2 separate regions of the Homo sapiens genome follow, and region 1 is linked to region 2. A link is a loop called in an ENCODE intact Hi-C map of the cell type or tissue named here. Cell type or tissue: A673. All regions are shown on one strand.

Region 1 (2,500 bases), 130 kb before region 2:
AAAAGTAAAACACATAAAAACATTTCAGGAACTGTCTAAAGTTAAAGCTGTTAAAAAAAAGTTTTCACAGTTTAGAACTTGCCATATGAGGTTATTAGAAAACACTCAGAAAGATTCCAAGGTAAGATGTGAAGCGCACAAACACACACTCAAGTATGCACACACAACTAAAACCAACAGAGAGTAACACAACAGCCCGGACGGACAAGTGTTGAGTACCTGCTCCGCGCCCGCAAAAGCGTGGTAGAAGCAAGAGACGTACGTCATGATGGCTCTTTCATCGGGTTTAGGGGTGTTCACGATGTCTGAAGGGGGAGAAAATAACACAGGACGCGCGCACACACACACACCACACACATACAGACGAAGGAGAGAAACCAGGGAGAACAGAGGGAAGAACAAATTGGTTTACACTGACCAGATTTCTGTGTTTCATGGGCCCGTGGTCCCGAACCTCAGGAAGGCCATATTGTATCGAAATGATTCGTGAACAGGATGGTTTGAGCCAGCATGTTTTTTAAGGATCAAACTGAGGGCTTGTTTTCTCCCCCACCCCTTGATGGGCTTTTAAAGGTGCATTCAATGCTTTCACATGGAAACCTGGTCTGTTGCAGATCAGAGCTTGTTACCCCTTCCTCGTGACTCCGGTCCTCCAACCGCATCAGGGCACCCGGCCCCTCTGCTCTGGGGAACGCAGGTCACTTTGCAAGATGCGGGGAATATTCACAGGGCTGCAATGGGCTATCTGTCTTCCCACTTCCCCTTCCCCACCCAAACAACTGTTGGGGATTTCTACTCTGTAAAGTGCCTTGCGTGAGGATGAAATTCACTGGAGAGGGCAGCTCTTTTAATAACTTCAATACATACTTACCATACCGCTTATAGAAATCACCAAGAATAACAAAACATCTAAAGAGAAGGGTCTACATGGCTTGTGCTTATTAAGACTCGCTACTATTTCTACTAATTGCTGAAACAGCCAAAAGGAAGACAGAAAACAGAACCATGAAAACCTACATCCTTTCTTCCTCCATCTTGGCAACACCATTTTTCGGTAAGTTGCTTTTTAACCTCGTTCATAAACTTGGGTCAGTCAATGGGTCAGAGTGAAGTTAAAAAGATACCTGACAATTCCCTATGGTGAAACCTAGTCATTGGGTTTGCAGAGACTATGAACAGAAAGGATGTGGGGTTGTGTAACTATAGAATCTTCCAGAAAACAAACATGAACGGCATACCACTGCATGAACAGAAAGTAAGTTTCAAAGAAAGCTAGACTAAAAAAGACAAACAACTGCCTCCTGGGAACCAGACAGTCTCCTTACTCGGAGGAGAGGGGGGAAAAAAGAGGAAAACAATTGAAAAAAAATTAAGACACAGAAGGTGAAGGGTGAGCAGTGACTCATGGTTTACATCCTCACCTTCTGTGCACCAGCAAAAGCATGATAGTAACAGGAAACATAAGTCATTATGGCTCTTTCATCGGGTCTGGCAGTGTATACTAAATCTGTGTGGAGAAAAGAAGGTTAACCGCGTGGATGTTCTAATACCAGCAGGCTTCTGCTAAGCACTTCCTCAGAGGTGTTGGAATCAGGAATCCTCCCCCTTCGCCCCCATACACTTATGTTCCTAACATTTTGGCTCAAATCAAAGAAGTCACACCTGCAAAGGGATTACTCTCTGTGCACTTTTGAGAATAGTCAAAGGAAACAAAGGAATTGCCAAAGAGAACGCCAAGGCTAACCCAGAAGAGCCCTAACCTAGCAAGAAAGGCACCTCCACGGACAGAATTAGGCCCTCGGAATTGAACAGAGTGCACACACCAGCACACTCACCAGGACTTTCTATTACTACACACATGGAGGGCCCAGGGGTCCACAAGATCACTTCTGCAGGTTTTCATGGAGCAAATGTACCCACAGTTCTAAACCTAGTCTGCACCTCAAACAAAGATTTGTGGAGGGAAATAGAGAAACAATTTTTACAACCTTGTAAAAGCACAGTAGATAAGTTTAGGAAGAGTTTCACCAGTTTTTGCTACAAATAACAGTTCATGGGTGAGTGGGCCGATGAGTCACTTGAAAATCCCCACTTGGGTTCAGAGACCAACACAAATGACAGGAATTAAGGTCCATGGCAGCAGACGGGAAGGCAAGGATTTACCAAAAGGCACTCATGATCTGAGGAGACCTGGACCTGACATTACCATCAAAGAGCAGCAGAAATTTTAAACTGCTGATAGAAGGCATGGGAATACAGGAATACAGGGAATGCGTGGCTAAATCTGTTAGGCAGTGATGCCACCGCACGCTCTACACGCTAGGTGGCCAAGTTCAGAACTGTTTGCCGGAAGATTCTTTTGAGCAATTATTCTGTAAAGATAATAATACAGCGTGTGAGCATTCTTCTGAACCATTAAAAGGGAAAGACGAAGAAAAGTATGGAAGATGAGGAGGAGGAAATGAACACAGTGCTAACACACCCCATCTGCCTGGAAGGA
Region 2 (2,500 bases):
ATATAACAATCCATCTTCTCCACTCACTCAAAAATCTTTTGTTTTAATTTTCCATAAGGTTTTATAGTTTTATTCATGAAGATCTTCTTATAAGTTTAATTTACTCTCAGGTACTCTGTGTGTGTGTGTGTGTGTGTGTGTGTGTGTGTGTGTGTGTGTGTGTTGCTATTGGAAATTGGCTCTTTTTCTGGTCAGCTTATTTTCCTACAGTTGTAGATAAATGTTGGCAGCACATTATATATGTATCTGTGTGTGTATATTTGCGCTGCCTAGTTTCCTATATTCCATACTGATTCCAGCTGTTTATAGAATGGAATCCTTGGCTTTTCTAGGTATATAATCATGTAACTAGGAAATACTGATATCTTTGTCTCTTTCTTCCAATAACCCACATAAAACTAGACTGGCTTACTGGGTCTCGAAACCAGCCACAACATAGAATTTCACTATAAAAAATACTAGTGGCTGGGCACGGTGGCTCACACCTGTAATCCTAGCACTTTGGGAGTTTGAGGCAGGCAGATCACTTGAGGTCAGGAGTTTGAGACCAGCCTGGCCAACATGGTGAAACTCCTTCTTTACTAAAAATACAAAAATTATCCTGGGGTGGTGGTGGGCACCTGTAATCCCAGCTTCTTGGGAGGCTGAGGCAGGACAATCTCTTGAACCTGGGAGGTGGAGGTTGCAGTGAGCTGAGATCATACCACTGGTGGACAAGAGTGAAACTCCATCTCAAAAGAAAAAAAGAAATACTAGTCACTCTCAAATAGAACTAAAAATAAATTGAAATTTTCACATAAGTCTTTTAAGAATACCTAAGGAAGAATCCAAACATAAAACAAAAATCTTTTTTTCTCTCTATTTCCTATCCATCTAGTATGTAATATTATCTCACACAGGGAGTTGCCCTTCTCTCCAACTTCCTCCCAAAACTCTTTCTGTCCCAAATTTCCCTTCAAAACCATCTCACATAGAACCAAGTCCTTTGTCCCTCATCTCCTCCCCAAAACTGTCCTGGATAATTCTTTGCTACCATATTTATATGATAAATATGCTGGTTTCACCTGCTGGCTTTCCCAGTTCTCTACTTCACCATTGCCCTCATCAATAAGAAGTGTCCCCAGTGGCAAATAGTCAATAGAAGCTAACTTAGAATGTGGTGAGGATGAGAGAAGAAAGGGATTCAGGCTACCCACATCTAAATTTAATGTATTTATTAAACAATGACTTTGAATGATTCTCATTAGCCAAGAATATCTAAATATTGTTAAGTCCTGTAGTTCTCTAAACAACCTTCGAAGGCATTATTTTTATGGCATTTTTATGACACATGGAAGCTTTCATGAACCAATTTTTAGATAATTGTATATAATTTTCCATTTTAAAAAGTGTGAAAACTGATACTTCCATGAGGCAACTGGGGATACCCTGAATGCCCTCTGGGGTCAGGAAAATGCTTTGGTGCCACCTGCCGGTTTCCAAAGATGTTTCAGGAACTTGCTCCTGTTGATTTCCAAATCTTTTTTTTTTTTTTTAATTCCTAGCTCCCTCCCAGTACATTTCAAAATAACCAAAAAAAAAAAAAAAAAAAAAAATTATAAATTTTTTGGTAGCAAGAGCACAAGTGCTCAAGCTTATAAAAATGCAAATAAATTTGTTTGGGATGCAATATGACGAAACACATACTTCTCAATCATTTAACTAGTCAATTTTTTTTAGCATATTGCCAAAATGTAGATTTCATATGTTGACTTTACATTGCTAATTACACACATCCTATTTCTTTTCTCGTTATTTTTCTTTCTTTCTTTCTTTTTACTTTTTGCGACTCCCTCTGGTACCCAGGCTGGAGTTCAGTGGTGCAATTTCAGCTCACTTCAACCTCTGCCTCCCAGGCTCAATTGATCCTCCCAGGCTCAACTGATCCTCCCATTTTCAGCCTCCCAGGGCGTGCTACCATGCCCGGCTAATTTTTGTGCTCATTGCAGAGGTGGAGTTTCCCCATGTTGCTCAGACTGGTCTTGAATTCCTGGGCTCAAGCGATATGCCAGCCTTGGCCTCTCAACCTGCTGGGTTTACAAGCGTGAGCCACTGAGCCCAGCAACAGATATATTTTCAAGTGGATGGTATCCCATCAGTTGTGATATATGATGTAAACACTCTACTAATAATTAAACTTTGAAGTTTGTGAAAATTTTACTTTTATTATAGTTAGAATAATTCTAAGTTATTCCTATAATAATGCTACACTTATTCACTTGAATTCTGATACACATTTCTTGAACAGGAAGGAGATACAGATACAGCTTATGCACATTTATATTCATTCATTCATTCGATAAATAAATATGTATTGTTAACCACGTTCCAGGTACTTTATTTGGTAGTTAGGATTTAGTAGTAAACACGAGAAAGTCTTCAACATCATCCTTAGATCGTGATCTCTGCATATCACAAATCATACAAAATAAATTTGCTTAAAAATGTGGGAACCTGCCTT

What was found. Peaks named below come from ENCODE experiments on the same cell type or tissue, not always from the same donor. Only the 100,000 strongest peaks of a DNase experiment are listed, where the experiment ranks them.
Region 1: it touches region 2 in a loop (2.5-fold over the local background); 4 of 110 quality-filtered maps call a loop at or near these places.

Annotation. Positions count from the first base shown.
Region 1 is chr1:236,733,440-236,735,939 of GRCh38, reverse strand. It overlaps ACTN2 (actinin alpha 2), which reads right to left. Exons shown (of 21, transcript NM_001103.4): 8 at 220-305. Among named protein-coding and RNA genes, the nearest start is that of ACTN2, 48 kb to the right of the region's middle. In A673, no CTCF peak of the experiment used is centred here; no DNase peak of the experiment used is centred here; H3K27ac peaks cover 985 bases.
Region 2 is chr1:236,608,291-236,610,790 of GRCh38, reverse strand. No RefSeq gene overlaps it. Among named protein-coding and RNA genes, the nearest start is that of HEATR1, 5.0 kb to the right of the region's middle. In A673, a CTCF peak has its summit at 1,475 (motif pointing left); a DNase peak (open chromatin) is centred at 1,460.